2 separate regions of the Homo sapiens genome follow, and region 1 is linked to region 2. Evidence: read pairs that join two places in POLR2A ChIA-PET (ENCODE). Cell type or tissue: K562. All regions are shown on one strand. Each heading gives the region's core, and the rest is flanking DNA. Links, peaks and the distances in the headings are about the cores only. Region 1 holds the start of CD84 (CD84 molecule). Region 2 overlaps ITLN2 (intelectin 2).

Region 1 (17,200 bases), core at 6,021-10,020, 370 kb after region 2:
CCAAGATGAAGACCCTCTACAAGAAATAGTCCTGTTACATCTAGCTCAACTCCACCTAAGCCTGCCTCTGCACCTGCTGTCTCTCATGCCCAGGAGTCACAGTCTTTGCCAAGTGACACTGCTGGCTTTTAACTCAGTTCCCTAATTCACTGTGTGATATAGGGAAAAGTCACTTCCTCTCCTTCTGAGCCAGTTTCTCCATCTGCAAAATAGATTCAATAGTCTAAAAATCCCTTTTGACTTCATTTTTATCAAACACTTTTTGTGTCCCTAATAAGGTGTGATCATAATCATAATGTTTCATGATGATATCATGGAATTATACATAATTATATGTATGTAGTTATACTATATTATATATTAATATATTATATAATTATATATTATTGTATCATATATAAATATAATTATATATTATTAATATAATACTTAATATTGATTATGTTAAATAATATCACATGTTGATTATACATTATAATACATAATCATGTACTTGTGATCATTTTATATAACTATAATTATGTAATTTTAATTGCTATGTTTTTTTAAGCTCCTACCATATGTCAAAACATTTTTCCTCTTTCATATCCCCCACCGCCATTCGCCTAATAATGGTAATTCATTCTTTGAGCCTGTCTCAGGTTGGTTGTCAGTTTCTTTAGGAAGCCTACTCCAACTTTTCTTAGCCTGAGTTAGATGCCCCTATTCCTCTCATAGTTCCCTGTATTTTTCCTATTGCAATGCTTACTACATTAAATTGGAACTGCTTATAGAGTTGTTGATTACTCCAAAAAAGAGTATAAATGCCATGAAAGGAGGGTGATCAATTGTTTTGTTGCTCTGTATATTGCCAGCACCCAGAAGAGGGCCTGGCACATAGTAGGCACACAATAAATATGTGTTGAATAAATAATTAATGCTAGGCACTTTAAATTGGAAAAAACTAGCACAGTAATACAAAGACCAATGTTAACTAAATCAGTTAACATGCACTTCCTTTCTTAAATGTCGTTATAAAAAGGAGGAAGAAAACTCAAGTGAAACTGACTCTGCTAGAACAGTGCCGTGCTTTTCCACAGAAGGTTAGACCCTGAAAGAGATGGCTCAGCACCACCTATGGATCTTGCTCCTTTGCCTGCAAACCTGTGAGTTCTGACCCTTGCTGATCGCCTCCTAGTTTTCCATAAAGTTTTAAAAATTGCCCTTAAGGAAGACATTGAACTGTCTTTTTGATCTGTGTTTAGCAGAACACCCTGGGTCTCAGTATCTACTGTACTCAACAGGATCCAACTGGCTGGGGAGAGACTTAAAATTCAAACCTAAGTGTTTAGGTTCAGCTTTAAAGTTTATATTACTGAGTTATATTTCTGAGATCTGGAGATCTCAGTTTCCAAAGGTCTGAGGCAAATCCTTCTCAGAGGAATCAGCACTTGGTAAACCCACCCAAAAAGCCTGGCAAAAGAAAGATCTTCTAAAAGCTTGAATGACTTACAAGCAATTTCTTCTTGGCATTCAATTGTGATGGCGTTTGAGAGAGAAAAATGTCTTTCCTAATTATAGTTGATTGTTCTATCAGGTTAGAGTGATGGATGACTCATCGTTATCATTGTTGAGCCTCATCTCTATAAACTCCCTTTATTTTCAAAACACAGAGCTATTACTCTGCTTTTATCCTCAACAAACTCTAAAATAAATGAGGAAGAGATTACTATCCCATTTTTTACAAATAGTCTCAAAAAAGAGTTGGAGAACTTGAATTAAAAACCCTATTTTTCTTACTTATGGCATAACAGTAAACTAAAAGAACGACATGAATATTGATTGTTATTTGTACAAAGAAAATTGTAACATTAACATAGATCTGGGAGTGCTGTGTCATTGTACATGTTATCTCCTTAAATACAAACAATTGCTCTAACAGAAATTTACTATGTTTGGAACTTCTAGATCTACTTCTAGTATCTCTTGCCAGTTCTGAAAATGCACTAGCAGAATTCTGGCATGAGTTAGAACCCTGGGAACCTAGTACGTTTGGATTTTCTGTAAAGGTAGAATCAATGCACTGTGATCTCTCTGGTTTCTTTGGCCATTTCAAGCTATGGCTCCTTTAATTTGAACTTCATGGAGATTGTAACCACTAGTCAGACCAAATTTTTGGAGCCTCTGCTGGTCGCTCTAGAATGGCAGACAGAAAATGCAAGTAGATGAGGAATGGTACTAGGGATGTCCCTAATCTTCCAGAGAGAGACCAGACAAGGTAGCATTTGATACCACTTAATTTGCAAAACATTCTACAATGTTTATGCCTACATTCTTATGTCATCCATATGAAAACCATTGAGATGAGCAAGATAGACGTTATTAATCCCATTATGCAAGAAAAATAATAAATTAAGATTTAGGGGTTTAAAAATTCACCTGAAATTTCACTACCTAAATTGGTAGAGCTGGAAATAGACATTGGTTTTTCTAATTCCAAGGTTAATCCCAATCCCATTGGTTCTTCTTTCTGCTCCACCTGACCTCTTCACTCATTGCTTTCAAATTTTTGATGCTCTTCAAAAGGTTAATACCTGCTAAGATAAAAGGTAGCTCTAGGATACACTTCTTTCATCTACTGAAACTGAAATAAAGTTGTCAAATCAGCTAGTAGTGAATTGTTTACAAGTTTTGTGACCTAGACGAAGTTACATTCCTCCTCTGACTCTTGTTTCAGCTTCAAAATGGGGAGGTATTAATACAGTAGAATTGTTTTGAGAATCAAAATGATGATAATGCATGTACAACACTTGCCATGGTACCTGAATATAGTAAGTGTTTAACAGATATCAGCTAATGCTACTATTTTTCACACTCGCTTTTCATTCATTATTAGGAAGAGCCATGGCTTTACCACACAGAGATCCTGGGCAGGACTCCTCTGTCAGGGAATTGTCCAAGGAACATAAACAGGAGAAAAGGTGGTGGGAGTTTGAGCTTAGGTGTTGGTTGTCTGGGTTCTGGAAAAGGAAACTAGGAGTGAGATATTCATTTCATCAAGGATCCATGAAAGGGGAATGGGAGCTTGTTTTTATAAAAGTGAAGCCAGGAGTACTTTTTACATACTGTCCACCTTTACTGAATTATCTGTTTGCCTCTTAAGGATTATTCTGCAAACCTTTTCTGAGCACAAAAATATACCATGAATTCCTCCTGCTGCTGTTCCTGGTAGAGGTAGTCCCTTACATTCAGTATTGGGCTTAGGAGTCTACACTTTACACATTTCCCTGGAATTCAGAGCAGTTGAAGAGGCTGAGAAGCAGTGGAGAGATGCAGGGAGAAATCCCCATTTCCCCTCAGAAATCACCGACATAAGGAAAGTCTGAGTGTGCAAACTTATGACTGTTCCATGTTGGAAAAGTTTTCTCTGAGTCAAAATTCACAGTCTTATGCTCTGATGCCAACTTTCTGATCATGACTTTGGAAACACCATGACTCTGACTGTCTCTCCACATACCCTGGGAGACACTCCCACTCTGAGGGTAGGAGATGAAGGAGTCCACCAGTTTTAATCCTTGCCCACCCCCTCTACATATACTGTCTCATACTCTTAATTCTTCCTTTTCTCTGCCCCATTCGTATTTCTATTTCTTCAACTCCCTGTCTTATCTCCCATCAATAATAGTAATAAGTAACCATTTATGGAGCAATCACTGCATATTCAGCATTACTCTAAGTAGTCTACAGTTATTATTTTGTTTAATCCTTACAATACACTATGAGATAGATACGGTTTATGTGCACATATACAGATGAAAGCATTGATACACAGAGAGTCAAAGGCCACTTAACCAAAAAGTGAAAGAAGTAGAATTTAAGCTTCAGAGTCCTTAGACTTCACCTCTGAGTCATGCTGCCTCCACCCACATTGATGCTGAAGTGGAGTAAATTACTCTCCCTACTATTAATGTTTGGGAATATGTCAGTAAAGAGTGATGATTTATTTATTTCTGTCAAGACAGGATTATTCGGATAGAATCTGTGCCTTTCTCTATACCCACCCACAGAGGAGGAAGGAGCTGTTGGCAGGTCCTTGCCAATAACGGAAGTTTAGGCAGGGCAGTGAGGCAGAATACCCAAGCAAACAACCATCTCCAGACATATTTCAAATACCGTTCACTTTAATATTATTCAAATGTGATTTGAATTAGTTTCTTTAAACAAATAAAAGTCCAATATCAGCATGATGTTGATGTCTTGTTGGATGTTAAACATGGTCATGGGCATTTCAGCAGTTGAGACCTAAAATTCTAAGAAATGAGTGGGCTCACTATGGGTAACTGGACCCCAACCATCATCCTGGGGCTCAGAGACAGGAAGCATACCTGTGGAAGTATGCTGACAAAACAACCTGCCACTGATCTGAAGTCCTTGCATTGAGGGGTCTTCAAGATAAGGACAAGGCCTCTGTATTAGAATGAGATTTAAGCAGATGACTACCACAGACATTCAGAAAAGGGCTCAAAAGCAGAAATCCAGTTATAGAAATGGAAATATATTACATATGGGTAAAACTGCTTATCAAAAACCCAGCTTCCAAACAGAGGGTGGAAAGCTGTTCCCCCTGTGATAACTCAGGCCTTCAGTGGAAGGCAGCGGAGGCCTACCTTGTCAGCTCCAAGTGCTTGAAGCAGTCCTGGAGATCAATATGGAGGCCAACAAGGCAGCCAGAGCACCTTCGCAACAGGAGCCTGATGGTCGGTGCCAAGCCATTCAGGCTACTGGAGTATTCCTAAATCAAACCTTTCTTGTCTTGGACCTTAGGAAAGGGATGGACCTGTAAGTTTGGAGATCACTGGGCTCATCTATGTGAAACTTGGAAAGAGGTATGAGCAATCAGCTGGGGGCTGATATAGGTGGAACTGACTAGGTACTCTTGTTTCCTTTGTTATACTCAGTGTTCAAGTACACGCTAATAGAGGGCAGCAATGTTAAAACGGATGGCTATGATCTCATGTCTGTTTTGAGATTTTGTGTGTGTGTGTGTGTGTGTGTGTGTGTGTTTTGAAGGAACTGATTCAAGTAAACCTAAATCCCAATAAAGGTGATATAAAGTAAAACTCCCAGGGGAAAACAATGTACTATTGCATGGGGGTAGTAGGTTCCTTTTTCTTAAAACCTCATGATCAAGGACTTTCCGTCGCTTTGGAGAATGACACAAAATTTCTGCCTGCCCAGCCCTGTGCTTCCTCTTCCCCTCTATGTCCCTTCACTCAGTGTGAGCAGTTATAATGGACTCTCTTTTGGGCACCACATGCTAAAGCTACCTCTGGTCACTCTCCCAGACCTACAATACTCAGCGATGTTCCACCCCCACTTTTTGACTCTAGGAGGCAGTGGGTGGAGAAGAGGAGAGGAAGTTTAGCTAGTGCCACAAAAAAAGAACAAGAAATGTTTGTCTGGAGGATCCTAAGAAAGTAAGGGGGTGGAGGTGTCTGTTAAGCAACTGTGCAGTCTTCCCCATTTCCACTCTTATTAATAGCTACTTGCTGACTTTAACATCTCCCCAATACCCCAACTCTAATTTTTCCCTTCGTAGTTGTCTGAGGTGTTATTTTAGTCTCTTTGAAGATGTTTATTTGTTTTACATAGCAAACATATATAGTGCCTAGTATATGCCAGGCACTATTCTAAGAGGTCTACAAATATCAATTCATTTAACCCTCATAATATTTTTATGAGGTCAAATATTGTGCTACTATTACCTTCACCAATGTGCTAATATTACCTTCATTTTAAAGCTGAGGAAACTGAGGCACAGAGAGGTTACTGACTTTCCCTGGGGTTCATGGCCAGTCCCTGACAGAGCCAGGATTCTAGCCCAGGCAGGCTAGGCCTCAGTGACTAACCCATGGTGACATACAGGTGATTCCACAAGGCAAGGCTCTCCTTAGGACCACTAGACTCTCCTCCATTAGTACACACACTTGAGAGCACCCTCATGTCATTTAATCCTAATAATTCCTCAAAGTGGCAGGACAGCTCTGTTTTATTTCTTTTACCAACTAGAACCCTCTGACTTAGCAAGTAAGTGACATTCATGGTCATTTAGCTAGTCAACAACAGACCCTAGACTCAAACATGTTTCCTAATCCCTGATTCAGGACACTTTTACTAACTATGCTGTGGGTCCCCATTTTGTGGATCTAAAAAATTTTCTTCACAAACAGTATAGAATATAGAAAGAAATTGCAGTTAGCCATCTGATTCTTGTTAATAATCAGTTTAAATACTTGACCTTTCACATCAAGACCCAGAGATCAGTAAAGAGTCCTCTCTTGCCTTCACTCTTTCTCTTGCTGAGATTTTCTGCCTTGTTTTTCTATTGTTGGAAAAGATTAATTGAGTCAGTTGCAAAAAAAAAAAAAGCTTTGTTTTTTTTTGTTTGTTTTTGTTTTTTGTTTTGAGACAGAGTCTTGCCCTGTCACCCAGGCTGGAGGGCAGTAGCACAATCGTGGTTCATGGCAGCCTTGACTTCCCAGGCTCAAGTGATCCTCCTGTCTCAGCCTCCCAAGTAGCTGAGACTACAGGCATGCATTACCATGCCTGACTAATTTTTTTTTATTTTCTTTTTCATAGAGATGGGATCTCATTGTGTTTCCCAGGCTGGTGTTCATTTTTTCAACAAACATTTAATAATCATCCACTAGTTCTTGGAGGAACAGTAGTGATTGAAACAGACAAAGACTCACATTCTTGATAATTGCATTATAGTAGCAGTGTATTGAGGGGATGGGTTGGGAGACAATCAATAAATAAGCACAGGCAATGCTTTAGTGGTGATAACTGCAGTGAAGAGAAGGATAGTAAGGCAAGGCAAGAGAGAAGGATGGGGTGGGGATTGCTGTTTTAGGCACAGTGACCAGGAAAGCTCTTTCTAATGAGATGATGTTGGGAGAAAACCCTGAACAAAGTGGGGGACTGCTGAAAAGAGTGTGGTAGGAAAAGAGGAGAACAACAGGTGCAAAAGCTCTAAGGCAAAGTGCCCTTGGCCTGTTTACAGAACAGAGGGAGCTGATGTGGTTGGAGTAGGGAAGTAGGGGAAGATCAGGCAGAGCCTAGTAGTGATGGTTAAGATTATGAAAGGAGAATAGAGAGCTCCCCAGACTCCAAGGGTACACTGTGTTCATTTTTAATAGAATCTAAGGAGAATTATGGGGTTTTAGGTCTATATAACCTCTCCATTGTCATCCATATTTGACTTTGGATTCCACCCAAAACATCAGTAAGTTTTGCTTGCCCAGCCTTGAAGAATTTTCCTCTCATGAGTTAAAAGCCTCATACCTCAACAATCTTTATACAATCTATATATATGGGTTTCTGATTCTTTTCTATTTGTTTTTTGTTTTTTCAAATATTCTTCTTTTTCTCACGATCCCTATTGTCTTCTTCTAGTCAGTGGCTTTGAGCTGCCTAACCATGAAATGTACATTTGTAAAATCCATCCATATCCCTAGGATCATCCAGGGAAACAGGGTTATCATCTTAGACACAGAAAGGTGTATTGCATTGGGAAGGGTGCCCCAGCCCAATCCAGGAGGGGAAGGCAACCTCCAGTGAGCAACCAGTCCTCAGTGATCTCTTTCAACACTGGTCATCCTGCTCCCTGAGTCCTGGGCTCCCTCTTTGCCATAGCTACCTAAGAGTCACAGTGAACAGGTTTTTCCATCTAAGCCTGCACCCCAGGGTTTCAGCCTTTTCTTGCCTTTGCTTCTCCTCTAGAGGTATGGCCTTTCTCCTACCTTTCCCATTTGTGTTCTGGCATAAGAAGGTCACGAAATCACACTCTTTGGAAAAGGTTGTAAATGTGGGTTACCACTTCTTCACTGGGCTCTCAAGGGTAGTTAGCAAACACTTGATCCCCTTCATCAATCTCTTGTTGACTCCCTATGGTGTTCCTTATAGTAACATTCCCCCCCCCAATTTTTACATTCACCAAAATAATAGCAACTACCATTTATATGTGCCAGGCATTGTGCTAAGTGCTTTATCTTCGCAATTGCATTTAATAATTATCCACACTTTACAGATGAGGCACCTGAGGAACAGTGAATTTCAATAATTTTCTCAAGATAACACAGCTACGTTCAAATATTCCTAGATTCAAAATCTGCACCTTTAGTCTGTATACCTCCTAGCTGGTCCCACTCTTGCCTCCTCACTGTTGCCAGTTAGTCTCCCCTCCTACATTACTGAAGAGATGAAGGCCACCAAGAATGACTATCTTCCATTTTATCCTATCTATTCCAAAATGTCCACTGTGTATTAAGCACCTTCTATGTGTCCTCAAAACAATTCTATAAGGCAGGCATTATTATAGCCCATCTTGTAGTCAAGTAAGATCAGGGCCTCAGCAAATGTCAGGGATTGAACATGAGCACAAGCCCACCTGGCTCAAATCTATGCTCACTCTACTTCACCAAGCAGCCTCTTCCTATCACCGTCTTTAATAACATCTCAAAATACCTTTGCTCTTTCACTTATCCTTTCCTTTCCCCTTTCCACTTCAGGTGAGGGTGTGACCCTCCTTAAATCTACAGCTTCCACTGCCTGCCCTTTCCTTTCCATCTTTTGTTCCATGACAAGCATTAGTAGCCTGTGTATCTTGTGCTGTTCTGCATACCAGAGGTTTAAGGCAAGGCCCCTGGACTCAGTCATTCACAGTGTCCAGAACACAGACACGCAGATTGATGACCACCACACAATGTGGCAAGTGCTATGAGAGGGAAACCTGGAGTTCCAGAGAGGCCATGAGCAGGAGCATCTAACCTAGAGCAGGCCCACTGGGGACATCTCTCTCTGCTTACCCTCCCTAGCTCCTCCCCCCCAGCCCCCAGTCTCTTCTATTTTAAAACAAAAATAAATTAGTTTCACCTGACCTTCTAGCTACTGTCCTATCTCATCACCCTTCTTTCACTGTCAAGTTTTTCCTCCATGCTTTACCACCTACTCTGTCAGTCCCCTAGACTCTGGCCTTCCATCGAGTTGTCTTACTTGTACTACATTCTCAAAGGCCATCAATAACCTCGTAACGGGCAAACCCAGGGCCATTTTCAGTCTTTATCCCGTTGAACGCTGAATCATTAGACATCAGTGGCAATCTCCTCCTTGAGACTCTTTCTCCTCTCTGTGATATGGCCCACTATTGGTGCCTCTCTTGCACTCTTACTGCTTGGTCTCTTCTGTTTCTTTTGATGGTGTCTCTTCTATAAATGTGAGCACTCTCGCAGGGCTCAGTCGTGGACTTCAGGCTTACTCTTCCTGAATGACCCTCCTCTCCTTCACCCACGCCATTTCTGTGGATGATCTCTAAACCCGCTGGATTTCAGTGTTACAGTAAGTACCAGAGACACTAAAATAAGAATGGCTTAAACAAGAAAGAGGTTTATTTCTTGCTCATGTAAAAAAGTGCGGAGTTGGCAGTTCACAGTCAGTAGAATAGTTCACAAGGTCATTGGGGTTCCAACTTCTATCTTCCTGCTCCACCATCCTCAGAACTTGGCTTCCTCCTCATGACTCAGAATGTCTGTCTAAGATCCAGCTGTCATGACCTTCTGGCCTGCAAAAGCAAGGAAGAGATGAAAACAGCAAATTTCCCTCTTTTTATGTATTTATTTATTTATTGGTTTTCTTCTGAGACAGGGTCTCACTCTGTCACCCAGGCTGGAGTGCAGTGGTGTGGTCTTGGCTTACTGCAACCTTGACCCCCTTGGGCTCAGGTGATCCTCTCATCTCAGCCTCCTGGGCAGCTGGGACTACAGGTGTGCACCATCATGCCCAGGTATATTTTGTACTTTTTTGTAGAGACAGGGTTTTGCCATGTTACCCAGGCTGGTCTCGCACTCCTGGACTCAAGCGATCCACCTGCCTTGGCCTCCCAAAGTGTTGGGATTACAGATGTGAGCCACCATGCCAGGTTCCCACTCTTCTTAAAGACACAGAAGTCATATACAACACTTCCATTTTTATTCTGTTGGGCTGAACTTAGTCATATGACCAACGTTAGCTAGAAGAAAGCAGGACAATATAGTCTTTACTCTGGGTGGCTCTATGCCCTGCTAAAAATTAGTGATTCTATTAATAAGAATGAAGGAGGGAACAAATATTGGAAAACAGCTAGCAGATTCTGCCACAGTGCCCCAAATAATACTTCAAGTCCATTCTCTCTCCTTATCTTCCATCATTCCAAGAGCTTACTTACATGGTCCACCATCATCTGAAGTTTAATATTTCTAACACTAAACTTTCTTCCCCCTTTGACTTCTTTCCATCATAAACTTTATGAGTTTTTCAATGACATAAAGTAGAAACTCAAAATATATTGATGAACAATTGAATTCTAGCAGATGCCTCTTTATTTCTTGCCTTTCTTTGTGTTATCATCAAATCCAGCCCTTCCTTTCCATTCCCATTATCGTCCCCTGGTTCATGCCCAGAAGACTACAGTATCCCTAAATGGCCTCTCTGATGCAGCCTCTCCTTCCTGTTTTCCTCCCCACACATCATTACTACATTACAATGACTAAAACATTATTTTAATCTTCACTCGCAAAAACCTTAATAGTTCCCCTCTGCCTCTGATGGAGACCTCAAACTCAAGGCTGTCTCAAATCTAAACCTAATTTGTATCTCCAGCTGTACCTCTCCCCACTCTGATATGCAAATCTATATTCATCCAATTAACATCACAGGTTCTGCTTCTAAACTTTTGTTCAGGATCCGAGGACTTGAGACACCCCTCCTTTCCCTTTCCATCAAGTAGAATTCTATTCAGCCTTCAAAATCCTCCTCAAATTCTACTTTCTTTGAGATGTTTTTTCTAACCACTACAGCTCAGCAATCCCTCCCTTCTTAGAATTCCTACCGTAATCACTGTTTCTACCATTCACTTGAATTTATTATTCACTATCTCATATTGCAAAGGAGAATTGTGTGTGTGCGTGCGTGCGTGCGTGCGTGTGTGTGTGTGTGTGTGTGTGTATCTTATTTCCCTAACCGGGTATCAAATTCCCCCCGAAAGGCAGAGAATCTGTCTTTGCCATAGACTAGCATAGTGCATTTCATGGTAAGTCCTCAAGATGTTTTTGTGCCACAAGTTATCTCTGAAATTAGATTTTACTAAGGTCACTTCCAGTGATAACATAATGTTAGAGTCCCTTTAGCACCCAGAAAAATAAATATTGGGATTGATTGATATGGACACTCTTTCTTTTAAATCTTAAAATCTTTTAAGAGCAGAATAAAGTCTATCCAGGGTACCTGAAACTGTCCCTCCAGGCTTTACTTGAATTAGCCCTTAAAAATGGCTTTTGATATATGCTCCAGTATGGCCCCGGCATCACCAACGCCATCATAAGGGTGGCCTAGGGCAGGCCCAAAGGGCATGTACCAATTGTTGAAGTGATGATAAAGAACATACGATGAATGTTAATATATCAGTATCAACTCCAGAAATAACTAACATTTATTTTACCTTGATGATCAGCAAAGCATTTCTACTCATATTACATCATTTGCTGCTCACCAAACAGGACAAATAGCATAATTATTATTTTCATTCTATGGATGAAGAAACTGAGGTTCAGAAAGGTTTTGTGACCTGTAATCCCAGCATTTTGGGAGGCTGAGGCGGGCAGAGCATTTGAGGTCAGGAGTTCAAGATCAGCCTGGCCAACATGGTGAAACCCCGTCTCTACTAAAAATACAAAAACTAGCTAGCCGTGATGGCATGCACCTGTAATCCCAGCTACTTGGGTGGCTGAGGCAGGAGAACTGCCTGAACCCGGGAGGTGGAGGTTGCAGTGAGCCAAGATCACTCCACTGCACTCCAGCGTGGGTGACAGTGAGAGAGTGAGACTTTGTCTAAAAATAAATAAATAAATAAGAAAGGTTTTGTGACCTCGTTAAGGTTGTCCAGTTCATAAGTAGAAGTACTTGCACCTACACCTTCTGCCTCCCTATCTTTCCACTGCATGCAATGGTTTTGCAGCTGCTTCTCTCAGAGCACAGTTGGAGTGTTTGAAGGTGGCAGAATCTTCATCTTAAACATGTGCAACCCCTTTGCCTTTTCCAGCAAGCAAAGTATTCTTGCCAACAACACCAGCAGCACAAATAACAGCTTCCCCCAGCTTTGCCTACCCACCACCCCCACTGCCTGATTGCTCTTTGATACCCCACCAACACTTCCTGAATGACTTGCTACAGGAGATGAGACATACTTTTAAAACTGCACCACACACCAACCACTGTGGCTGCTCAACGGCCCTAATATTAAGAAGGTCTCAGCCTTAACAATCTACCTACATACTTCCTGGGGTTTAGTGAGAGAACCCAGCAAAATTACGAGTCTGTGGAATCTATGTTCTGTCTCTCTCCTCACACCTAATCTCAATCCACAGAGTGGTGTGGCAATTAAGCACTAGGGCCTGACTTCAAAAAAGACTTGAGACGTGGGAGATCTGAGACCAGGACTGGCTAGATAATTTGCGAGGCCCAGTGCAAAACGAAAATGGAGGGCCCCTTGTTTAAATAGTATGTAGAATTTAAAGGTGGCAACGCAGCCTTAAGTCCAGTTCAGGGTCCTTTTGAATTCAGGGTTCTGTGCAACTGCATAGATCACATGCCCATGCCTGGACCATCCAGGGATTCACGCTGGGACACTCCAAATACCCCTCTCCTAGAACCCGTCAGCCCAGAAAAACAGTTTATCTGGGAAGAATTAATGTTCTTAAATTTTGGCAAACTATGACTCTTACCACCAAAGGCAGCATTAGCCTCTTTCTGACCCGCTACCCCAATGGCTTATTTCTATTGCTTTTACCATTTAGCACTCATCGTGTTGTATTGTCTTTCACTTGTGACCACATCTGTCTTATTTTCTAGGCTGTGAGCTCCTCAGGGCTGCAACGATGTCCTGTTTATCCCTGTGTCCCTAACACAGCATCTGACACATAATTAGCAGTTAATAAATGTTTGCAGATAAGGGTTCCCAATTTCCCCCTTCCTACTCCCACTCCACATACTCCCCACCCTGTTGTATCTTCTGTACTTAGCCAACCCCCAACTAAATCCTCAGGCCTTGTCCCGGATACTGCTCCTACGGGAAAATCTCTGTTGGTCAGAAAGGAAAGAGCTTTACATCAGCTGTTCCTGGGGCTCTTTCAGTGGTTGCTGAGCTGAAGAGCAAGGGTAGCCATAGTGAGACAACACCATCAGGTTAAGAAATCGCTTTTTTTGTGCCACTTTCAAGGGACGTGTATACTTTATGATCCTTATTCTTCCGTATACCAAGCCTTGGATAAACTTTAGGGTCAACCTGAACCCACTTATGTGGAAAACTGATGTCTGGTCATCAGAGCCTACATGCAACCAGTACACACCAGAACCGCTCAACTAGTTTGTTTATGGCTAACACCCTTTCTGATTGGTCAAGGCCCACGTCATATTGGTTATTAAATACTTTGGATATCATCTATGCTTGCCCCAAACAGTGTTTCTCACTAAAGAGCCCTCATTGAGAATTATAGGATAATGAAGAAGAGGAGGAGAAAGAGCAGAAAAATAATGTCTTGAAGTTACATTGTCTCTCATTTTACAAACTATATATTAAATCAGTTTATCTTCAAAAGTGATAGAGGAGAGAAAAGGGAGGAGAAAATAAGCTTTTCATCTTCCCATGTTACATTTTAAAAGTATTCATCCTTAAGTTTTCACTAGGAAATGTTCCCTCGATTCCCAGAACAGATCAAGTCCCCTTGCTGGTCTCTCTCAAATCACCATAATGCTTACATATTTTGTGCCTATCCATTTGTTTCTATGGTTATCTGATCAACATTGGTATCTTCCTCTGATTGTAAGTCTCAAAGAGCAAGAATTATATCTGTTTCTTCTCGCCGTTGTATCCTCAGCTCCTCGTATCTTGTTTAAAAGAGTAGATGTCCAACAAACACTTACATTATAAATTAAATTAACAAATACCCACCATAGTATCTGGAGCAAAACTGATCCTGAATAAATACATGCAACCATTCACAAATGTATGAATGAATAAACGAAACTTGCTTACTTCAGAAGTTGTTCCAAGAGAGTCTAGGAAACTCATGAGTAAATTCTATCAATTAATTCCACAAATATTTATTAAGCCCCTTCTCTGTGTTAGGCACTCTTCTAGAGACTAGGAATATGGAAGTAAACAGAAAAATATCCCTAAAAATCACCAACTTAGGGAATATTTTCTCCAGAGACTCCAAAGCACTCTCTGCTTCTATCTTCCAAGAAAAGAGACAAAAGTGTTACTTGCTTTTTACAGAGATCACAGGAAAATAAAAAGCAATGACCCAAGAGTCCATCAGCCAAGATATTCCAGGTTCTTGTTCTAGCTCTTCCACCACTTGGCAATATGATCTTGGGAAAGAAGTGCACCTAATATCTTAGACTACGTGGAGGCTTATGGCCTTCACCTCTCAAATGCCTTCTAGCTTTCAGAGTCTGTAAGTCTAGGTAAAAATATTTTTAACAAAATGGATCTCTAGTGAGAAACTTAGTTTTTGAATGAGAATGCGTTAGAAAATTTAGTTGTCATAACATATTAAATACACCTAGAGTAGAATGCCAAAAAAAAAAAAAGGCATCCTCAAGAAACTGGGTGAACTGCATTTGTGGCAGCTCCTCAGGGAGCTCCAAGGCCAAAAAGATTAGGAAGTGAAAAAGCTGCAACAGTCAGATGGCTACAGTTTTCTTTTTATGTTCTCAGGGCCGGAAGCAGCTGGAAAAGACTCAGAAATCTTCACAGTGAATGGGATTCTGGGAGAGTCAGTCACTTTCCCTGTAAATATCCAAGAACCACGGCAAGTTAAAATCATTGCTTGGACTTCTAAAACATCTGTTGCTTATGTAACACCAGGAGACTCAGAAACAGCACCCGTAGTTACTGTGACCCACAGAAATTATTATGAACGGATACATGCCTTAGGTCCGAACTACAATCTGGTCATTAGCGATCTGAGGATGGAAGACGCAGGAGACTACAAAGCAGACATAAATACACAGGCTGATCCCTACACCACCACCAAGCGCTACAACCTGCAAATCTATCGTAAGTCATGGGAAGACGGAGAGCTTGTGTTTTATTTTTACTTTGCAAGTTTGCTATCTGAAACACATCTACATTTCTGATAATTGGGTCCCCTAAATCTTTTTATATCTATAAATACTTACATATTGATACATCAATACTTATAAGAGGATGTAGTCTTATTTCAGTCCTGACTTTGCCTGTTTTTAGCTATGTAATTCTTCCATCAGTAGTTGGTCCCCTGGGCCTTGGTTTTCTTTTTTACATAATGTCAATGATCATACTACTCACTTCCCAGGGTTATCATGAGGATCAAATGAGATAGTGTATGCAAAGTGCTTTAAAAAAACTTTTCATTTTGAGATCATGATAGATGCAAAGAAGGTACAAATAAATATACAGGGAGGTTCTATGTACCCTTCACCCTGTGTTAACACCTTGCATAACTATAGCACAATATCAAAAACAGGAAATTGACATTAGCACAATCTATAGAGCTTATTTAGGTTTCACCACGTATGCATGCATTCATTTATGTGTGAGTATGTGTGTAGCTCTGTACAATTTAATCACATGGGTAGTTTTGTGTAACCACTACCATAATCAAGATTAACCATCACAAGATTCCCTCATACTCTCCCTTTATAGCCACATCTCCATCTTTCCCTTCCCCAGTCCCTGAAAAACAACCAGTTTGTTCACATCTACAACTATGTCATTTCACACATGTTATGTAGATGGAATAATGAAGGACGTATCTTTTTGAGGTTGGGTATTTTTCACTTAGCGTAATGTCACTGAGATTCATCCAAACTCTTGTGTGTACTAATAGTTTATACCTTTTTATTGCTAGATAGTATTCCACGGTATGGATGCACTAGGTTGTTTAACCATTCACCTCTTGAGGAACATTTTAGTTCTTTCCAGTTTGGGGCTATTACAAATAAAGCTGCTGTGAATATATGTGTACACATTTCTGCATGAAATAAGTTTTTATTTCTCTGGGATAAATGCTCAAGAATGTAATTTTATGATAAGGGCATTTACAGCTTTAAAAGAAACTGATAAACTATTTTCAACTTTCCATTCTCACCAGGAATGTATGAGTGATCCAGTTTCTCTACATCCTCACTAGCATTTGGTGTTATTATTTTTCATTTTGGCCATTCTGATGGGTGTGCAGTGATAACTCAATTTAGTTTTAATTTGAATTTCTAGTAGTTAATGCAAAGTGCTTTTGAAAGGTAAAATATTATAACTATTTGTTATCATCATTATAATTGCCACAATTCACTGGGAGATGTGCGTGCTTTGTTTTGCAAGCTACCCCAAGTGTGGTCTGTAGACTGGCAGTATCAGCATCAACTGGGAGCTTTTTGGAAATGCGAATGTTCAGGTCCTCCCCCTGACCTTTGTGAATGAATGAAGTCCAGGAATCTGTGTTTAATGTTATCTCTGGATTATTCCCACCTGTGCCAAAGTTTGAGAAAGTACGGACCTAGTGCTGCCCTATTCACTATGGTAGCCTCTAGACACATGCAGCTCTTGAGCATCTGAAATGTGGTGAGTCCAAATTGAGATGTGCTGTAAGTGTAAAATTCATACCAGATCTTGAAATCTTAGCACCAAAAAAATATATAAAATATCTCAATAATTTTCTTTTTTTTCTTCAATGTTTATTTTAAGTTCAGGGGTACATGTGCAGGATGTCAAAGTTTGTTACATAGGTAAATGTGTGCCATGGTGGTTTGCTGCACAGATCATTCCATCATCTAGGTATTAAGACCAACATCCATTAGCTAACCTTCCTGATCCTCTCTCTCCCCCAACCCCTCTCCAACAGGTCCCAGTGTGTGTTGTTCCCCTCCATGTGTTCTCATCATTCATCTCCCACTTATAAGTGAGAACATGTGGTGTTCGGTTTTCTGTTCCTGCATTAGTTTGCTGAGGGTAATGGCTTCCAACTCCATCCATGTCCCTGAAAAGGACATGATCTTGTTCCTTTTTATGGCTGCATAGTATTCCATGGCATATATGTACCACATTTTCTTTATCCAATCTATCATTGATGGGCATTTGGGTTGATTC
Region 2 (13,684 bases), core at 5,578-9,577:
TTTATAGATGCTGGCAGAAAACCTGAAACTCCCGAGCCAGAGACAAAGAGCTTTATTAATCACAGAAATAGCAGTAGCCAGAGCATCAGCATTTTCTTGTACTGGGCCAGGTGACATCTGCCCAAGTAGTGGGTTTGTCAAGCTGGCTGACAAATGTGGCTGGCAAGGAAACAACAAACCCTTTTTAGAGCCAGAGAGTTTATTACTCACATAGCTAGCAAGTTCAAGATCGGCAAAAGTGTCAGCTTTTCCCATCCCTTGCCCCACAAGACAGCACAGAAAAGAGGGCGAGTGACAACACAACATGGGCAGTGGCTGAGGAGCCAGTCCATGCTGCCATAGCTGTTTCATAGCCTGTGTACCCTACGGGGTGGGGGTGAGTGAGGCAAAAAGCCTCATACCTCTTCAGAACCCAGGAGATGATGACACAGTTATGACAGCTGTCTCATGACAGCCTCCACGAAAGATGGGAAGGGGGGTGAGAAGTGACCTTGTTGCAGCTCCTCACAAGGTTCCCATCTTTCCATGTTTGGGGAAGACCACAGGCTTTCTGCCAAGACTTAGGTCAGCTGTCCCTATGTGGCCTATGCGCAAATGTGCAAGGTCACCAGGATGCCACCGTGGAGCCAGTCTCCTGCAAGCTTGTGAACAGGAGGGGAACTCTGAGCTTAGGGAAGCTGAATCTTATGAAGTGGGCACAACCTTTGCTCTGAGCTGCACAGAGGCCCTATCCTGCTGTAGAATCAGATGTGGCGTGTGCTGATTTCTGGCCTCTCCTGGCCACAGGGTGGCACTGTCGAGAGGGAGATACCATCTCTGTCTCTTCTAAGACTATTTGCTCTACAAACTCTTTGAAAAGATAGTGTGAAGCCAAGACAGTCAGTGCCTCTGCTCATAGGTGAGCAGAACACAAGATGCATGGAGCATCGTCTTCCAGCAAGTATGTGTTGGAGTCTTCTGAGTGTGCTTTTGACTTCCTAGGGCTTTTCTATTCACGGAGCTGAGATGAACCCTGAGCTCTCAGACAGGGAGGCTCTGGGCTGGTTCTCTCTACAGATGGCCTGTATTTTCTCCGCACCAAGAATGGTGTTGTCTACCAGACCTTCTGTGACATGACTTCTGGGGGTGGCGGCTGGACCCTGGTGGCCAGCGTGCACGAGAATGACATGCGTGGGAAGTGCACGGTGGGTGATCGCTGGTCCAGTCAGCAGGGCAACAAAGCAGACTACCCAGAGGGGGATGGCAACTGGGCCAACTACAACACCTTTGGATCTGCAGAGGCGGCCACGAGCGATGACTACAAGGTTGGTGCCACTTCTCTCCTACTTGGGTGAGGGTGAGGTGTGGAGTGTGGCTGGCCACCAGCCTGCAGGAGGGAGGGCTGGAAGGTGGGGATATGGGGAAGGGCTGGAGAAGAAGAGAGAAATACAGGACTTGAATCACAACTTCCTCTCAACAAGGCTGTTAGGGCCCTGGGTGGTGGTGGGATCATCAGCTGGGAGTGGGGTGTCTGAGCGTGGCTGGCCATCTGCCTACTGATCCCAGAGCTCTCAGCCCAGCTGAGGCTGCACATGTGGACCTTCTGCCTCCTGGTACCTCCTGGCCCAGTCAGGCTCAGTGTCTGTTGCTTTCCAGAACCCTGGCTACTACGACATCCAGGCCAAGGACCTGGGCATCTGGCATGTGCCCAACAAGTCCCCCATGCAGCATTGGAGAAACAGCGCCCTGCTGAGGTACCGCACCAACACTGGCTTCCTCCAGAGACTGGGACATAATCTGTTTGGCATCTACCAGGTACACAGGGCTGCTGGCTGGGGGGCACTTTCTTTGGTGAACAGAGATCGAAGTGTCTAGGGTAGGGGGCAGATCTGTCCTGTGGTTCCACATCACTACTGAGTGGTTGGCTGTTTCTCCTTCCTTTGATTCACTGTGAACTCATGTCTGGCCTCTCAGAAACTCTAAGCCAGCAAGGAAGAGGCCTGTGGGACAGGAAAGCATGGGGAGAAAGAGACAGGGACAAGGGGTTTGGGGCTGTTGGGGAGACACAGCTATGGGGAAAAGCAGTCACTATTATGAGGATTGGTTTTGGGTAATGGCAGTTAATTTGAAACCCCTCCTCCCCCCACACTGTGGCAGCATCTCTACTGTCCTCACAAAACCTTTCTTCTGGGTCTCTGCAGAAATACCCAGTGAAATACAGATCAGGGAAATGTTGGAATGACAATGGCCCAGCCATACCTGTGGTCTATGACTTTGGTGATGCTAAGAAGACTGCATCTTATTACTCACCGTATGGTCAACGTGAGTGTTTGCTCCCTAAGTCCAGTCATAAATATTTTCTTGTACTCTTGGAGAATGGTGGCAAATAACAACAATTAATAATTGCTAGTATTTACTGAGCACTTAAAATGCACCAGACTCTTGTCTTGGAACTTAACATGATTTTGTGTCATTTAATTACCATGAGAAAACTATGAAGTTAGAATTGCTGTTATCCCCATTTCACAGCACGTAATCCCAGGTTTCTTCATCACCACCTTGTATACTCTTATAATTGTGGGGAAAAGAAAAAGAGATCAGACTGTTACTGTGTCTATGTAGAAAGAAGTAGACATAAGAGACTCCATTTTGGTCTGTGCTGAGAAAAATTCTTCTGCCTTGAGATGCTGTTAATCTGTAACCCTACCCCCAACCCTGTGCTCACAGAGACATGTGCTGTGTTGACTCACGGTTTAATGGATTTAGGGCTGTGCAGGATGTGCTTTGTTAAACAAGTGCTTGAAGGCAGCATGCTTGTTAAAGGTCATCACCACTCTCTAATCTCAAGTACCCAGGGACACAATACACTGCGGAAGGCCGCAGGGACCTCTGTCTAGGAAAGCCAGGTATTGTCCAAGGTTTCTCCCCATGTGATAGCCTGAGATATGGCCTCGTGGGAAGGGAAAGACCTGACTGTCCCCCAGCCCGACACCCACAAAGGGTCTGTGCTGAGGAGGATTAGTAAAAGAGGAAGGCCTCTTTGCAGTTGAGATAAGAGGAAGGCATCTGTCTTCTGCTTATCCCTGGGCAATGGAATGTTTTGGTGTAAAACCCGATTGTATGTTCTATTTACTGAGATAGGAGAAAACCACCTTAGGGCTGGAGGTGAGACATGCTGGCGGCAATACTGCTTTTTAATGCACCGAGATGTTTATGTATGTGCACGTCAAAAGCACAGCACCTTTTCTTAACCTTGTTTATGACACAGACATTTGTTCACATGTTTTCCTGCTGACCCTCTCCCCACTATTACCCTATTGTCCTGCCACGTCCCCCTCTCTGAGATGGTAGAGATAATGATCAATAAATACTGAGGGAACTCAGAGACTGGTGCTGGTGCGGGTCCTCCTTATGCTGAGCGCCAGTCCCCTGGGCCCACTTTTCTTTCTCTATACTTTGTCGCTGTGTCTCTTTCTTTTCTCAGTCTCTCGTTCCACCCAACGAGGAACACCCACAGGTGTGGAGGGGCAGGCCACCCCTTCAATAATAGTTAAGAAAAGGTGCATACAAAACATTAGCTGGGCATGATGGCGCATGCCTGTAATCCCAGCTCCTCGGGAGGCTGAGGCAGGAGAATCGCTTGAACCTGGGAGGCGGAGGTTGCGGTGAGCTGAGTTCACACCACTGCACTCCAGCCTGGGCAACAAGAGCGAAACCCTGTCAAAAAAAAAAAAAAAAAAGTGCACACTGAGGTTCACAGGAAAGAACCACTAGCAGAGTGGTGAGAGAGATTTACTTTTGTTATGAAGGATAACTTTAATTATCTTACAAAAGACAGTTTTCAGTATAATAAGAGCACAGAAGTTAAGTTGTGGATAAAAAAATCAAAGACATCACTGTTTGCCTTTGATATTTTGATGAAAGCAGGTGATGGTCAGGGAAACTAACCCATGGTAATTGGATGAGAAGTGTGTAAACAGCAATAGGCAGCCACATCTGATCATTGCTTATTCCTGCTGGGCCTTCTCAGATCTTTTTGGTAATCTTTTTGTAGAGTCTAGTTTCTCCTGTAAGCTGTAAGCAGACCTGGGTCCTTTTGTGAGTCCCAGCCTTTGTCCTCTTGCCCCCTATGAACAGAGGTTTCCTTGGGGACAAGTTTAGGACTGACGTGCACCAGCCACTGGCCATAAAGGTACTGGGCTGCACCCCTACAGCCTGGGGTGTTTGGCTGTAGCCTCAGCTTTTGGCTTAGGGAATCCCTGGACTGGCCAATGGGATGCTGCTTCTAGTTCATCCTTTGACTACTTGGCTGTTTCTTCACCTCTTCTTTTTCAGGGGAATTTGTTGCAGGATTCGTTCAGTTCCGGGTGTTTAATAACGAGAGAGCAGCCAACGCCCTTTGTGCTGGGATAAAAGTTACTGGCTGTAACACTGAGCATGTGAGTTTTTGGGGAGATCAATGGCCCACGTGTGGGGAAAAGAAAGAGAGATCAGATTGTTACTGTGTCTATGTAGAAAAGGAAGACATAAGAAACTCCATTTTAATCTGTACTAAGAAAAATTGTTTCTGCTTTGAGATGCTGTTAACCTGTAACTTTAGCCCCAACTCTGTGCTCACAGAAACATGTGCTGTAATGAATCAAAGTTTAATGGATTTAGGGCTGTGCAGGATGTGCCTTGTTAACAATATGTTTGCAGGCAGTATGCTTGGTAAAAGTCATCGCCATTCTCCATTCTTGATAAACCAGGGACACAATGCACTGCGGAAAGCCGCAGGGACCTCTGCCCAAGAAAGCCTGGGTATTGTCCAAGGTTTTCCCCCACTGAGACAGCCTGAGATATGGCCTCATGGGAGAGGAAAGACCTTACCATCCCCCAGCCTGACACCCGTAAAGGGTCTGTGCTGAGGAGGAGTAGTGAAAGAGGAAGGCTTCTTTGCAGTTGAGGTAAGAGGAAGGCTTCTGTCTCCTGCTCATCCCTGGGAATGGAATGTCTGGGTGTAAAGCTGACCACTCCCATTCATTCTATTCTGAGATAGGAGAAAACCGCCCTGTGGCTGGAGGCGAGATATGCTGGCAGCAATACTGCTCTGATACTCTTTGCTACACTGAGATGTTTGGGTAAAGAGAAACATAAATCTAGCCTATGTGCACATCCGGGCACAGTACCTTTCCTTGAACTTATTCATGATACAGATTCCTTTGCTCACATGTTTCCCTGCTGACCTTCTCCTTACCTGTTGCCCTGCTACACTCCCCTCACTAAGATAGTAAAAATAATGATCAATAAATACTGAGGGAACTCAGAGGCTGGCACCGGAGCAGGTCCTCCGTATACTGAGTGCTGGTCCCCTGGTCCCACTGTTCTTTCTCTATACTTTGTCTCTGTGTCTTATTTCTTTTCTCAGTCTCTCATCCCACCTGACGAGAAATACCCACAGATGTGGAGGGGCTGGCCCCCTTCACCATGTGTGTGCATGGGTATGCACATGTGTGTACCTGTGTGGGGTGTATCAATGTGTGTCTCTGTGGTTACTCGCTTACTCTCATTCTGTTTACTCTCATTACTCTCCTGATGATGTCTTATGAATATAATTTATTTTTTATTTCTTTTTTTTTCTTTGAAGAGTCCTTTTCTTTCTTTTTTTTTTTCTTTGAGACAGAGTCTCGCTCTGTCACCAAGGCTGGAGTGCAGTGGCGCGATCTCAGCTTACTGCAAGCTCCACCTCCCGGGTTCATGCCATTCTCCTGCCTCAGCCTCCCGAGTTGCTGGGACTACAGGGGCCCACCACCACGCCCCACTAATTTTTTTTGTATTTTTAGTAGAGACGGGGTTTCACTATGTTAGCCAGGATGGTCTTGATCTCCTGACCTCGTGATCCGCCCGTCTCGGCCTCCCAAAGTGCTGGGATTACTGGCGTGAGCCACCACGCCCAGCCTGAAGAGTCCATATTTTTAATAAAAATTAAGTGGTACAAAGTTTGGAGTAGTAGATGCCAGAAGTTGAGTATAATTTATTTGTCTTTTAAATCTTATGTATTTATTTATTTATTTTTTGAGAGGGAGTTTCACTCTTGTTGCCTGGGCTAGAGTGCAATGGCAGGATCTCTGCTCACTGCAACCTCTGCCTCCCGGGTTCAAGTGTTTCTCCTGCCTCAGCCTCCTGAGTAGCTGGGATTACAGGAATGCACTGCCACACCCGGCTAATTTTTTTGTATTTTTAGTAGAGATGGGTTTAGTAGAGATGGGTTTCTCCATGTTCTCAAACTCCTGACCTCAGGCAATCTGCCCACTTTGGCATCCCAAAGTGCTGGGATTACAGGCATGAGTCACCGTGCCCGGCTGAGTATAATTTATTTTAATGGAATTCAGTTTATCAAACTTTTCATTTATGGTTAGTACTTTTAATGTTTTCTTTAAGATGTACCTCCTTACACCGAGGTCGTGAAAATATTCTCCAATATTAATCTTAACTTTTAGAAGCTTTATATTTTTATTGTTTTTCCAGTCTTGTAGGAGACAGCACCACAGTTGTAGTGGTGGGAGATTGTATTTGAGGGACATCCTGTGCCTAGGGGTTGGAGGAAGAGAGCGTCAGAGCCATCAAGAACAAGGGCATTCACTTAGGGCCCCCTTCCCTCCCCAACTGACAGTCTGAACTCACGGTTCCATCTTCCCTGCCCCAGCTTTCAGCTTTTTCATTTTCCAGCTAAGATGAGGCAGCTATTCTCTCATGGAGGGACTCGCAGATTAGAATTCGGAGGATGACGACCACGTGGGCAGTGGGGGTGGACTAGAGTATATGTCTTTATGCCCTTTTCCTTGACAAGTTTCTCTACTGGCTCTGTGCTCCTCAGACTGTCCATTAGTGCGTGTTTGTGTATGTTCCTGCATGCATTACTACTTTAAAATACATGCATAGGGCCAGGTGTGGTAGCTCACACCTGTAATCCTAGCACTTTGGGAGGCCGAGGCAGGCGGATAACTTGAGGTCTGGAGTTCGAGACCAGCCTTGCGCTCACTGGTGTCAGCAGCAAATCAAATTCCTCACAGTGTTTCTTCTTTCTGTTTCCCAGCACTGCATCGGTGGAGGAGGGTTCTTCCCACAGGGCAAACCCCGTCAGTGTGGGGACTTCTCCGCCTTTGACTGGGATGGATATGGAACTCACGTTAAGAGCAGCTGCAGTCGGGAGATAACGGAGGCGGCTGTACTCTTGTTCTATAGATGAGACAGAGCTCTGCGGTGTCAGGGCGAGAACCCATCTTCCAACCCCGGCTATTTGGAGACGGAAAAACTGGAATTCTAACAAGGAGGAGAGGAGACTAAATCACATCAATTTGCAACTCTATGTTTCTTTGAATTCTTTTTATAAATTGGCTGATGTGTTGAGGGATATTTTAAAAGAATACCTATGGTTCTGGTGAATTCCACCTCACATATTCTGGGCTTGCACAGTGGCTAGGAAGAACCCATTGAATAAAAATAAATGTTCACTTCAGCAACACATATACTAAAATTGGAACAATACAGAGAAGATTAGCAAAAAGATATAAAAAAATTGAAAAATAAAAAGACATTCTGGGCCAGGGATGGTGGCTCATGCCTGTAATCCCAGCACTTTGGGAGGCCGAGGCAGGTGGATTGCCTGAGGTCAGGAGTTTGAGACCAGCTTGGGCAACATGGCAAAACTTCATCTTTACAAGAAGTACAAAAATTAGCTAGGAAGTAATGCGTGCCTGTAGTCCCAGCTCCTCAGGAGGCTGAGGTGGAAGGTTGGCTTGAGCCAGGGAGGCAGAGGTTGCAGTGAGCCAAGATCTCGCCATTGTACTCCACCCTGGGTGACAGAGCAAAACTTTACCCAAAAAAAAAAAAAAAAAAAGAAAAGAAAAGAAAAATAAAGACAAAGACATTCTGGGTTTGGAATTTCAAGTCTCATCTGTCCCAGAACACAAGTATGTTCCTGTTTTTAGGAGATCCCTGAACTGGATTTAAGGACAAGAGAAAATATTTCATGTTAGTTCTTCCTAATGCACCTTTATTAGCTAATTAAATTAAGCCTTCAATATAAACATATTAAAGAAGAGAAACAGGAGATAGCACAATCACCCATTTCTTTTATTCTTCCAGCTTTAGCAGACAGGGTAGTCTCTCCAGAGGTGCATGTGCCTGGCCACATCTGGAATCCCAACTCTAGTTGCTTACTAAAAAGGAGAGATGGCCAGGTGTGGTGGCTCACACCTGTAATCCCAGCACTTTGGGAGGCCGAGGCAGGCGAATCACAAGGTCAGGAGTTTGAGACCAGACTAGCCAATATGGTGAAACTCCATCTCTACTACAAATACAAAAATTAGCCAGGTGTGGTGGTGTGCACCTGTAGTCCCAGGTACTCAGGAGGCTGAGGCAGGAGAATCGCTTGAACCCAGTAGGTGGGGGTTGCAGTGAGCCAAGATTGCACCACTGCACTCCAGCCTGGGTGACAGAGCGAGACTACATCTCAAAAAAAAAAAAAAAAAAAAAGAGAGCCAGGCATTCCAATCAGGTCTCAAACAGGATGTTGACTACAGCAGTCCTGGCTGGTGAAGAGGGCTTGGACGTCTTATAGTTTTTTTGCTCCAGGCTGGGTGCGGTGGCTCATGCCTGTAATCCCAGCACTTTGGGAGGTCGAGGCGGGTGGATCACGAGGTCAAGAGATCGAGAACATCCTGGCCAACATGGTGAAACCCCGTCTGTACTAAAAATACAAAAATTAGCTGGGTGTGGTGGTGGGTGCCTGTCATCCCAGCTACTCGGGAGGCTGAGGTAGGAGAATCACTTGAACCCCAGAGGCGGAGGTTGCAGTGAGCTGAGATCGTGCCACTGCACTCCAGCCTGGGCAACAGAGTGAGACTGCGTCTCAAACAAAACAACACAACACAAAACAAACAAACAAAAAGTGCTTTGCTCCAAATGCAAATCTAATCATAACATTTCCCAAACCCATTACCACACTTTTTCTCCATTGCTCCCTGTGGACTAGAGCATTGGTTTTCAAATGGGATGGGAGGTAGGAGATGTAGTGGTGATTTTACCTCTCAGATAGGGTTTTTCACCTCTCAGATAGGGTTGCCAGATTTAGCAAATAAAGATATGGAAGGCCAACTTAAATTTGCATTTCAGATAAACAATCGATAATATTTTTAGTATGTTTGTCCCATGCAATATTTTACCTGGCAACCCTACATCTAGGGAACATTTGGCAATGTCTGGAGACACCGCAATGAGTGGTGGTGGAAGGCCTGGCAGGAGCGCTACTGACATCTAGTGAATAGAGGCTGGAGATGCTGTGAAACACCTTACACTGCACAGGACATCCCTGCTCCATGACAAAGAATGGTCTGATCTCAAATGCCAGCTGTGCTGCCATTGAGAAACAGAGGATTTTGTTTAAATTCTATAGAATGGAAGTCATGAAGCCCTGACAGCTGAAGGCAATAAAGAACTTTTTTTTTTTTTTTTTGAGATGGAGTCTTGCTCTGTCGCTCAGGCTGGAGTACAGTGGCAAGATCTTGGCTCACTGCAACCTCTGCCTCCCAGGTTCATGCCATTCCCCTGCCTCAGCCTCCCAAGTAGCTGGGACTACAGGCACCCACGACCATGCCCGGCTAATTTTTTGTATTTTTGGTAGAGACAGGGTTTCACTGTGTTAGCCAGGATGGTCTTGATCTCCTGACCTCGTGATTTGCCTGCCTCAGCCTCCCAAAGTGCTGGGATTACAGGGCTGAGCCACCGTGCCAAGCCCAAGAGCATTTAAAAAAAGAGATTTAAGGCCAGGCATGGTGGCTCACGCCTGTAATCCCAGTACTTTGGGAGGCCAAGGGGAGCGGATCACCTGAGGTCAGGAGTTCGAGACCAGCCTGGCCAACTGGTGAAACCCCATCTCTACTAAAAATATTAAAAATTAGCTGGGTGTGATGGCAGGTGCCTGTAATTCCAGCTACTGGGGAGGCTGAGACAGGAGAATTGCTTGAACCTGAGAGGCGGAGGTTGCAGTGAGCTGAGATTGTGCCACTGCACTCCAGCCAGGGCAACAAATAGTGAAATTCCATCTCGAAAAAAAAAAAGATTTGAACAAATGTACCCAATGGCTTTTTTTGTGTGTTTTGTTTTTATAGTTTTCATAAGGGTCTATTTTATTATTGGTGGGTAACACATTTAATATTTAAGCCCGTTTAAATAATGTATAGACGACTGCATGCAACATGCACCATGGCTGTAACTGGATAGAGAACCAAGTCAACTGAAGACCAGCTAACAAGAAACTAAATATTTAAAATACTAAATATTGGGAAGGGTTCCAAGATGGCCAAATAGGAACAGCTCTGGTCTGCAGTTCCCAACGTGATCAATGCAGAAGACGGATGATTTCTGCATTTCCAACTGAGGTACCTGGTTCATCACATTGGGACTGGTTGGACAGTGGGTGCAGCCCACGGAGGGTGAGCTGAAGCAGGGTGGGGCATCACCTCACCTGGAAAGCACAAGGGGTTGGGGGATTTCCCTTTCCTAGCCAAGGGAAGCTGTGACAGACTGTAGCTGGAAAATCAGGACACTGTCACCCAAATACTGTGCTTTTCCAATGGTCTTAGCAAATGGCACACCAGGAGATTATATCCTGCACCTGGCTCAGTGGGTCTCACGCCCACAGAGCCTTGCTCACTGCTAGCACAGCAGTACAAGATTGAGCTGCGAGGTGGCAGCCTGGCTGGGGGAGGGGACGTCTGCCATTGCTGAGGCTTGAGTAGGTAAACAAAGTGGCCTGGAAGCTTGAACTGGGTGGAGCCCACCGCAGCTCAAGGAGGCCTGCCTGCCTCTGTAGACTCCACCTCTAGGGGCAGGGCATAACTGAACAAAAGGCAGCAGAAACTTCTGCAGACTTAAACATCCCTGTCTGACAGCTCTGAAGAGAGCAGTGGTTCTCCCAGCACAGTGTTTGAGCTCTGAGAATGGACAGACTGCCCCCTCAAGTGGGTCCCTGACCCCTATGTAGTCTAACTGGGAGACATCTCCCAGTAGGGGCCAACTGACACCTCATACAGCTGGGTGCCCCTCTGAGACGAAGCTTCCAGAGGAAGGATCAGGCAGCAATGTTTGCTGTTCTGCGATATTTGCTATTCTGCAGCCTCTGCTGGCGATACCCAGGCAAACAGGTCTAGAGTGGACCTCCAGCAAACTCCAACAGACCTGCAGCTGAGGGACTTGACTGTTAGGAGGAAAACTAACAAACAGAAAGGAATAGCATCAACATCAACAAAAAGGACATCCATGCCAAAACCCTATCTGTACTTCACCATCATCAAAGACCAAAGGTAGATAAAACCACAAAGATGGGGAGAAATCAGAGCAGAAAAGCTGAAAATTCTAAAAACCAGACAGCCTGTTCTCCTCCAAAGGATTGCAGTTCCTCGCCAGCAATGGAACAAAGCTGGATGTAGAATGATTTTGACAAGTTGACAGAAGTAGGCTTCAGAAGGTCATAATAACAAACTTCTCTGAGCTAAAGGAGGATGTTCAAACATATCGCAAGGAAGCTAAAAACCTTGAAAAAGGATTAGGCGAATGGCAAACTAGAATCAACAGTGTAGAGAAGACCTTAAATCACCCGATGGAGCTGAAAACCATGGCACGAGAACTATGTGACGCATGTACAAGTTTCAGTACAAGCTTCAGTAGCCAATTCAATCAAGCAGAAGAAAGGGTATCAGTGATTGAAGATCAAATTAATGAAATGAACTGAGAAGAGAAGTTTAGAGAAAAAAGAGTAAAAAGAAATGAACAACACCTCCGAGAAATATGGGACTATGTGAAAAGACCAAATCTACGTTTGATTGGTGTATCTGAAAGTGATGGGGAGAATGGAACCAAGTTGGAAAACATGCTTCAGGATATTATCCAGGAGAACTTCCCCAACCTAGCAAGGCAGGCCAACATTCAAATTCAGGAAACATAGAGAACACCACAAAGATACTCCTCGAGAAGAGTAGTATCTTGGTGAATCTGACACATAATTGTCAAATTCACCAAAGTTGAAATGAAGGAAAAAATATTAAGGGCAGCCAGAGAGAGAGGTCAGGTTACCCACAAAGGGAAGCTCATCAGACTAACAGCATATCTCTCAGAAGAAACTCTATAAGCCAGAAGAGAGTGGGGGCCAATATTCAACATTCTTAAAGAAAAGAATTTTCAACCCAGAATTTCATATCCAGCCAAACTAAGCTTCATAAGTGAAGGAGAAATAAAATCCTTTACAGACAAGCAAATGCTGAGAGATTTTGTCACCACCAGGCCTGCCTTACAAGAGTTCCTGAAGGAAGCACTAAACATGGACAGGAACAACCGGTACCAGGCACTGCAAAAACATGCCAAATTGTAAAGACCAGCGATGCTAGGAAGAAACTGCATCAACTAACAAGCAAAATAACCAACTAACATCATAATGACAGGATCAAATTCACACATAATTAAACTTAAATGTAAATATTAACAATATTAACCTTAAATTTAAATGGGCTAAATGCTCCAATTAAAAGACACAGACTGGCAAATTGGATAAAGAGTCAAGACCCATCAGTGTGCTGTATTCAGGAGACCCATCTCACATGCAGAGATGCACATAGGCTCAAAATAAAGGGATGGAGGAAGATCTACCAAGCAAAAAAAAGCAGGGGTTGCTATCCTAGTCTCTGATAAAACAGACTTTAAACCAACAAAGATCAAAAGAGACAAAGAAGGCCATTACATAAAGGTAAAGGGATCAATTCAACAAGAAGAGCTAACTATCCTAAATATACATGCACCCAATACAGGAGCACCCAAATTCACAGAGCAAGTCCTCAGAGACCTACAAAGAGACTTAGACTCCCACACAATAATAATGGGAGACTTTAACACCCCACTGTCAATATTAGACAGATCAACGAGACAGAAGGTTAACAAGGATATCTGGGACTTGAAGTCAGCTCTGCACCAAGCTGACTTAATAGACATCTACAGAACTCTCCACCTCAAATCAACAGAATATACATTCTTCTCAGTTCCACATTGCACTTATTCCAAAATTGACCACATAGTTGGAAGTAAAGCACTCCTCAGCAAATGTAAAAGAACAGAAATCATAACAAACTGTCTCTCAGACCACAGTGCAATCAAATTAGAACTCAGGACTAAGAAACTCACTGAAAACTGCACAACTACATGGAAACTGAATAACCTGCTCCTGAAAGACTACTGGGTACACAACGAAGGCAGAAATAAAGATGTTCTTTGAAACCAATGAGAACAAAGACACAACATACCAGAATCTCTGGGACACATTTAAAGGCAGTGTGTGGAGGGAAATGTATAGCACTAAATGCCCACAAAAGAAAGCAGGAAAGATCTAAAATTGACACCCTAACATCACAATTAAAAGAACTAGAGAAGCAAGAGCAAACAAATTCAAAAGCTAGCAGAAGGCAAGAAATAACTAAGCTCAGAGCAGAACTGAAGTAGATGGAGACACCAAAAACCCTTGAAAACATCAATGAATCCAGGAGCTGGTTTTTTGAAAAGATCAACAAAATTGATAGACCACTAGCAAGACTAATAAAGAAGAAAAGAGAGAAGAACCAAATAGATGCAATAAAACATGATAAAGGCGATATCACCACTGATCCCACAGAAATACAAA

The links. Peaks named below come from ENCODE experiments on the same cell type or tissue, not always from the same donor. Only the 100,000 strongest peaks of a DNase experiment are listed, where the experiment ranks them.
Region 1: POLR2A ChIA-PET joins it to region 2 with 7 read pairs; 2 of 35 experiments call an interaction of 5 or more read pairs at or near these places.

The regions. Positions count from the first base shown.
Region 1 is chr1:160,563,337-160,580,536 of GRCh38, reverse strand. CD84 (CD84 molecule) reads left to right here and starts at 1,041. Exons shown (of 7, transcript NM_003874.4): 1 at 1,041-1,145; 2 at 14,792-15,133. The coding sequence starts at 1,100. It overlaps CD84-AS1 (CD84 antisense RNA 1), which reads right to left. Exons shown (of 2, transcript NR_188634.1): 2 at 9,404-9,598. RefSeq lists an enhancer at 4,622-4,671. In K562, for the core only: no CTCF peak of the experiment used is centred there; no DNase peak of the experiment used is centred there.
Region 2 is chr1:160,938,663-160,952,346 of GRCh38, reverse strand. It overlaps ITLN2 (intelectin 2), which reads left to right. Exons shown (of 8, transcript NM_080878.3): 4 at 1,057-1,304; 5 at 1,636-1,794; 6 at 2,181-2,301; 7 at 4,315-4,418; 8 at 7,055-7,322. The coding sequence ends at 7,207. LOC101928372 (a long non-coding RNA gene) reads right to left here. Exons shown (of 6, transcript NR_110695.1): 4 at 7,389-7,489; 5 at 7,148-7,281; 6 at 2,425-3,696. Among named protein-coding and RNA genes, the nearest start is that of ITLN2, 9.3 kb to the left of the region's middle. In K562, for the core only: a CTCF peak has its summit at 9,274 (motif pointing left); a DNase peak (open chromatin) is centred at 7,136; H3K27me3 peaks cover 955 bases.